Regions from separate parts of the Homo sapiens genome. Here region 1 is linked to region 2. A link is a loop called in an ENCODE intact Hi-C map of the cell type or tissue named here. Cell type or tissue: endothelial cell of umbilical vein. All regions are shown on one strand. Links, peaks and the distances in the headings refer to the core of each region. The heading gives the core; the rest is flanking DNA.

Evidence for each region. Hi-C counts contacts between places; a loop is a spot of excess contacts. Peaks named below come from ENCODE experiments on the same cell type or tissue, not always from the same donor. Only the 100,000 strongest peaks of a DNase experiment are listed, where the experiment ranks them.
Region 1: it touches region 2 in a loop (7-fold over the local background); 1 of 110 quality-filtered maps calls a loop at or near these places.

Annotation. Positions count from the first base shown.
Region 1 is chr7:50,495,659-50,498,878 of GRCh38, forward strand. All of the region lies in intron 8 of DDC (dopa decarboxylase), which reads right to left. Among named protein-coding and RNA genes, the nearest start is that of DDC-AS1, 34 kb to the right of the region's middle. RefSeq lists an enhancer at 886-2,350. In endothelial cell of umbilical vein, for the core only: no CTCF peak of the experiment used is centred there; DNase peaks (open chromatin) are centred at 1,513 and 2,493; H3K27ac peaks cover 2,500 bases.
Region 2 is chr7:50,835,818-50,840,358 of GRCh38, forward strand. No RefSeq gene overlaps it. Among named protein-coding and RNA genes, the nearest start is that of GRB10, 55 kb to the left of the region's middle. RefSeq lists an enhancer at 2,462-3,661. In endothelial cell of umbilical vein, for the core only: no CTCF peak of the experiment used is centred there; a DNase peak (open chromatin) is centred at 2,364; H3K27ac peaks cover 2,421 bases.

The DNA of each region.
Region 1 (3,220 bases), core at 500-2,999, 340 kb before region 2:
TTGATTTGTATGTTTTGCTATATCTAGATTATACTCTCATAAAATGGAACAAGAATTTTAAAATTAAAAGTTTATATTCCCAAATGAAAAGCATTTTCAAATTTACATAATCTAATGTGACATAAAATGTATCCATATTATATTTTAAATTACTGGAATATTTGGAAAAATCAGAATTGTCCTTCACAAGCACAACGTACAGGAATTGTACTGATTTGGCCTGTGGAATACTTCATGCTTGAAGTTCCTTCCACTTGCTGAGCTAGCAAAGTTCTCAGACTACACGTGTCATGATAAACAGTGGGAAAGAGGAAATTTTATTACTAATCTACAGTAGATAGGGGTAAACCCAGTTTTCATTTAATTGATGGGTTCTTTTGCCAGCATTGCTGTAACATATCAACAATTCTCCTCATTTACCTAAATGCTTCTCTCTCTTTTTTTTTTTTTGAGCGACAGGGTCTTACTTTGTTGCCCAGGCTGGACATGAACACAGCTCACTGCAGCCTCAACCTCCCAAGCTCAAGTGATCCTCCTGCCTTAGCTTCCTAAGTAGCTGGGACTACAGGCGTGTGCCACCACACACAGCTAATTTTTAAAATTTTGTTTGTAGAGACAGTGTGTCTCATTACGTTGCCCAGGCTGATCTCGAACTCTTGGGCTTAAGCCGTCCTCTTGCCTCAGCCTCCCAAAGTACTGGGATTACAGGTGTGAGCCACTGCACCCCGACCAGCTCCTTTATTTTTAAAGTTCATTGTATTCCTAACAGCTACAGGCTCCCGTAGCTGGAAGATCCTGGGTAAAAACTGTGAACAACCGGCTCTGGCTGCATGCATCAGTGTTAGGGGCTACCTTATTTTCAAGGAGAAAATAAGAGGTTTAAACCACCAAGAGTGGCAGAGGAGGACACTCTGCATTTTCCCTGAGCTGTCATAAATGGTGCTTTCTTTTTCAAATGCATGTCCTGGTTTATCACCTGACTGGTGAACAGGAACAGGGTCCACCTTAATGGCCAGGGATTTGGCCATGCGGCTGGATTCATAATTGATACCGAAATAAAGGTGGCTGTTGCAGTGAGGCGCCAGTCTGGCCGACTCTCCTACTGGGAAACTTTTCAGTCTTCCCAAGGCCCTAGGGCACCTCCTGTCTACTTGGTTTCAGGGATGTGCACCGAGGAGGCAGCAGAAGCTTGAGGGACCTGGGGGGCGTCCTGGGAGGCATTTGGTTGGTGGATGACAACTTTCCACTGCTCTGGAGACCCAGGTTCATTTCCTTCTAGGTTTTAATAAAAGTAATTTTGAGAAAAGGACAGGAAATTACAGCAAGTTTCATTTGTTGATAAAAGGAGACAAAAGGTTAAAGAGGAGCTCTGTTTGCTAGGAGTCTTATGAGTTCCCTCCTATGGGGCTGATCTGTTTAAACTTCTCTCATTACCCAGCAGTGATATTTTCCTCCTGCCAACCGGAGAGAAAGGCTCTTATCTCCAAGGGCAGGGCCACAACAGGATATTGCAGCCTCCTTATCTGCCCCACTGAGACGCACAGCCCTCAGCTGGGCATGGAAAGAGTCGGGAGCAATAATGCAAGAAAAATGGCAGTGACTCATTGTACAGCATGAAATCCTGTCTGTTGCTGATAGGATCTGGCTGGAAAGCCCATTGCTGTGGTGGTCTGACAATGAGGCACCCTTCTATGAAAGATGAAACCTCAAGTTGTCAGTTCTTGGGGAAAAGAAGAGCAGTGGTAGGAAAAGATCACGAACCCTAAACCTGATACCCAGAGTTAGAAAAGAGCATCAAGCTCAGGCCAGCCGTGGGGAGGGCACATAAATCCCAGAGGACTGCTTAGCCCTTCCTCCCTTGAAACTGTCCCAGGACAGATGTTTCAAATAATGGAGATTATCTCCATCATGCCATGCATTTATATGATACAGAGATTTACTCTTCGTTTCCCAGCACCAAACACGCACCAAACTAGCTACCGGCAATGAACTATATCAGCTGGGTACTGGCATCACATTATGAGAACTTCTCATATACTATACCCTCTCTCCAGTGCGTACATAGGTCTTTGGAAGCTCCATTTACCCCCAAGGATCCATCATGTAAGTCCTAGGTTGTATTAAGTACTCAACAAGTAATTATTGAATGAATGAGTGAATGATTGTGATGCAGACATAAACCAGAATACTACTTCATTGATTAGTAGTAAGAGGATTATTCTTTCCAAAGATGGGGACATTTGTATTCTATACCTCTGGTACCCTCTTTTCTGGTATTACAGCATTATGAGAATTCAAAGTTGTAATTAGAATAGTGATTAGCAAACCTGACATGCAAGCAGAGGAAGCTGTCAAGGGAAAGTTTTTCTAAGACGTAGTAGAAAATCACAAAAGCACCTAATGCAATTTCAGTATTTACTGTCTGCCAGGCACTGTTTTTAAGCCCTTAAAACATGATTAACTCATCTACTCCTGGCGACAATCCCACACCGGATGTATTCTTATGAAATCTATTTTCTGGAGGATAGGGAGGATATCTAACTCGCCCAAGGGTACACAGCTAGTCTTAAGGATAAATCTAGGATTCAAACCAAGGAGTCTAATGCAGAGGACTGTGCCCTTCATCTGCCATCACACATGGGTGAGGTCTCACGACACCTCCTGCCCCTTGGCAGAAAGCATTTCTTTCTTGGCCAGTGCCACAGCTCCCCTGCTTTGCTACCTCCTTCTCTTGGAAACACTGCCAAAGACTGCCTCTCAGGACCCTCTATGGCATTCAAAGCTGAGTTCTTGGGGAGAAGAGACTTCCTACCCTATGAGCCACCACCAACAATGAAATCCCGCTTGAGTCTGAAATAACACACCACAGTATATCAATAAGGTCATTTTTTTGTGTTAAGTCTGTACCAATTTACATTCTGTTGCTTTTTGGAGAAGCGGAGTGCTGGTCAATAATTTTGATTGCTACTTCTCAAAAGAAGCAGGCATTTCACTTAGCATTAAAGATCATGCTTTACAATTTCCAGAAGACTGCCTAGGGGCATTTAAATGCATTGGTAGCTTCTCGTTCAATATTGGTTAAAGTGAATATCATGTTCAGATGTATGGGCAGAACATGACTGTCATATTGAACCAGATTGTATGGAATTGCGGGTTGGTATTTTAAATTACTCTTTTGAGTTTAAGTTCATTAAGATTTTATTTTGTTCCTACTTTCCCA
Region 2 (4,541 bases), core at 1,263-3,762:
CTTCCCTGCGCGGGAGATCAGAGCCTAGAACTGAGATCTCTGATAACGTCTCTCCATTGCTGGAAGAGTTCATTGGGCTGTGACTGACCCTCCAGACCTCTAGGAATCAGCCAGCAGGTGACACATGTTGTCCTGACCTTCAGTGAATGCTGCCTGAAGGATGGGGGGTAGGAACAATAGAAGTCTCCCTTTCTCCCTCCACATACACTCAAAAATTGAGCATCTCAAAGGGAAGGGCCAGGCTATCCTCGACTGGGTGGGAGTTTAAGCCATCACAGCCATGTTCCTCCAACCTGACCTCGTTCTCTCCTACCTCACCCCAAATAATCCAGCAAGAGGTGAATCTAGGTGCTTCTCCTTGTGTCTGCTCATGCCTTGTAAGTAAGGGAAGAATGACAGTGACATGCTGCCATGCTTTCAGGCACATTTTTAATGGGTTCAAGTTTCCACTCATCAGTGGCTTCATCTTTATCCTGTGGCCAGCTCCCTGAGGTAGGGCTTAGCCTAGCCTGTGACCAAATGGGTCATCTTGAGTCTATCAGCTCCTGAGGTCTAAGCTGAAAACTTATATGTGAAGTCCCATTGGCTTTCAAGGGAGGCCGAACTTCTATGATCAAGTTAATCATTCGCTTTGCCTTGTTTCAGACCAGTGAGACCCCAAGAGGACAAGACGGTCAAGAGGTGGAATTTGCATACCAAAATCCACCCTGAATCATCAACTGTTCTGTGGTGATTATTTTATAGGTTTTTGTGAAGATTAAATCAGATGGCATATGTCAGGTGCCTGGAATGTGCTGAAGCTGGCACAAGATACATGTTCAAATTCCCTCCATCCCATCTAAGGACACGTACCTGTGGTGAACCATAGACCCTGGTCACAGCTTTGCTTAGGGACAGGTCTGTCCAGCACCAGGAGGTTCAAGCTCAGAGAAAGAGAAGGGAGTTGGCCTAGAAATCCCAGCAGTGATTGACAGGAGAGACCCCCTGGTGGGTGGGACTCCATCACATGTGCCAGTTTCCAGGTGTCTGTGGCAGAAGGCACAGAAGGAACCCACAGATGGGGTAAGAGTGCTGGCTCCCTCCCACCCTTGTTCATGTCTATCTAGGCTGTTCTCTGCACAGCAACCTGAGTGGGCCTGTTATGTGTAGCATGTCCCTTGTCCACTAAAAACTCTCTGATGATTTCCCTTTATCCTGAGTGGAAACCAAAGTCTTTACAATGGCTCGTAAGTCTCTCCTTGATCTTACACCCCTTGATCTCTCTGACTCCATCTCCTATCCCTCTCTGCATTGCTATGCCTGCATATGCCAGGTAGGTGCCCACAACTTGGCCTCTACATGTACTCTTTCCTCATCCTCTAACTTCCCACATGGATGATGGCATGGTCACCCCCTTCCTGCCCTGGTCTCCACTCAGATGCCACCTTCTCAGTAGCCCTCCCTCGCCATTTTCTGCTTTATTATTTTTTTTTATCATGGCACTTATCCTCAGCTAACCTGGAATCATCAACTGTATAGAGCTAACACACTCTATATATTACTCATATATCTCTTGCTCATTTTGTTTCTGTGATTTCTTCTGCCTTGAAAATAAACTCCATGAGGGTAGGAATATTTGACCTTTTGTCTACTTTTAGTGCTGTATCCCCAGTAGTCCTGGCACATAGTCAGCAAACAAAAATTGAATGAATGAAATAAATGAATGTCCTGAGAAGAGAGAGGCTACCATCCCCAACCTGCCCTATTAGCCCGTCCAGCTGCAGATGGAAAGACCTCAAGTCTAACTGCAGCCAAGCTCATTGCAACCAAGTAGGTGCAGGTTATACAAGCCCCATACCTGTGCTAAATGGTCTGTATGACAGCAGGAAGCAGAACCCGGGCAAAAGTAACAGGAGCTATTTACTGGAAAACTGTAAAAGTAATCATCATATGAATGAGGTATCAGGAAACTAACAATTCAATGTATGCTCATGGACCAGGGTTGGGAATAAATGAAAGAAATAGAAGGCCTGCCAGAGATCCCCGAGCACACGTTTAAAAGAAAGAAACTGCAAAATTGAATGTGGTGATATCATAGAAGTAAGACCATAAAAGACTATAAAAACATAACCTCACTGTGGGTTATAAGATTCTTGGACATCATTAAAAAGAACCATGAAAATGGAGCTACTTGGTAGGGATCCAGTTGGAATAAGAACTAAAGTGGTCTCCCTCTGCCTCGATGTCTGTGACCAGAGGCGGTCTCTCTGAATGGAGTATGTGCAGCGGATGTGAGTGAGTGCGTGTGAAGAAAATTTCCCAACAGCTCATTCAGTGCACGGGGAAGACAGTTCCATGAAGGCAAGGCCTGAGTGTCTCTTTTGACTGCTTTGTTCCCATTGTCGGCTCAAAGCCGGACGTGTCACTGACGCTTAGTCAATGTTTATAGAATGAGTTCATACTGAAAATCAGACTTCATTGCCATCGGTGCCTTCTTTCCTGAGCTGTTTCTCAAGGGCTCCAATATGGAGAATTCTTCCTGGCTCCTTTGACATTCTAAGAAGTACGTGTGTGTGCCTGTGTGTGTGCACATGCAAGAGTCTGGAGTTCATTTTAGGGCCAAGAGCCTGGTGTCCAAGCATCTAGGTTGGTCTCTTGGCTGGTTGGTTGTACTTTGCCTCCACAGCCAGCTTTTGTCAGTGAGAGAAAAATGGCACAGGAGCCAAGAGTTAGGTTCAAATTTCAGTTCAGCGGGGTCCTCTCTGTGTGACCTCAGACAAGTTACTGCATTTCTCTGGGACTCCATTTCCTTACCCATAATGGAGAAGTGAGGGTTCTTCTCTCGTAGGGCTGAGCTTGGGATTGAGTGAGGCAATCCAGGTAAAGTACTTAGGCATGTGCTTGGCACTTGAGAAGTGCTCGCTAAGGGGTTCATTCTTATGTTCCCTGTGAAGAAGGCAAAGGAGAGGTTATATAAGATGAGTCCACTAGCTCCTCTGTGCAGGCAGAGCAGAGAAGGAAGAGATGAGACTTGTCTTACAGGTGGAACTTGGAGTGGGTCAGGATTTGATGTCTTCTGGGAACAGGAAGACCGTATGAAGTTACTTCCAAACACATCAGACACTAAAGGAATGAGCCAAGACCAAGTCTATCAGAGACAGCCCGCTTTCAAATAGGGAAGGATGGGTAAGTTGAAGGAGCCCGACATACGCACCAGGGTCTAGGTGATAAGAGTTCAGAGTTCAGGTGGAAATAGAGCCAAGAAGCAGCCAGTTTTAGAACGGAAGGGAGGTGGGTGGAGGGGCTGGGCCTGAGCTGTTGCCTCGAATGCCGTCACCTACTGGCTCCTGGCGGGCTTGTGCTTGAGTCAGAATTACTTAAAAGGTCAGGGACAGGGCACACAATAAAATAAAACAGCAAGGCAGCCCAAGGAACTCTCTGGTGAGCTCAGATTTAAATAGCACATGAATAAAACGGAGAGAAATGGCATCATATTCTCTGGGGAATAGGAGAGGCATGTGAGTTTATGACAATAGCACTAGGAAGACTAAGGCCTGATGTGTACTGGGGTTACAGAAACTCCTAAGGCAACAAAAAGAGCTAGGAGAGAAGAACAAGGATGAAGCAGGTCTGTGGCTTGTGGCCTGTAGGGCAATCAGGACAGATGGCGAAAATGACACACACACAAAAACCAGATGACAACAACAACAACAACAAATAAGACAACTCTTTCGCCGTAAGTCAAGCAGAACATTCCAGCACCATGGTGTGGGGAAGATGAATCCCATGGAAGAACGAGCAGGTCAGGGAGAACCTTCCTCCAAAGCAGCTGCTCTCAGGATGCATCCTTGTGATGAGTTTTGTGGGACCTGCATGGAATTGCAAGTTTAAAGTGGAAACCAAATATTTTAAAATCCACATGTTTCTTCTTTTAAAACAAAAACAAAAGAACCCTGGCATTTCTGGTGTTTCTTGCAAAGTTAGGCAATTTGGCAATGTTGGGCACTTCTTCCTGGATGGCAAAATCGGATGGGTGCCGCTAACTTTCAATGGGTGTCACCAGTTCCTCACTGTCTCCCTCCCACCCACCACCCATGCTTGGGTCCTATAGACATCTGAGTTTGGGATCCCTGATATAAGTGCTCTAAATCCATCCAAGTCTCCTGACATAATCCCCAGGGACTGAGAGACCTTGAAATTGACAACATTGAACTTCTGTGGATGATCTGGAAGGAATCCTAGAGAACCTAAGTGGTGCTATGAAACTGAAAATGAACAGTATCATTGCAATTCTCAAAAACAACAAAGAGAGAGAGATTCTATGGAGAAGATGGAGAGATGCTCTGAGCAGAAATATGATCAGGTAGATTTTTAGGTTTCAGCACCAAAGGATAATCCTGGAATGAAGTTTCTAGGACTATGGCAAGGGCTATATCCGCAAACCTGACCTTCTTTTCACCTTTTCCCCCAATGATTTGGAGAAAGATAAGGAAGTTACAAATATCAAAAAATGTATGTAACACAAACCTGAAAAGAATCATTCAAAGTGAACAACTGTTATT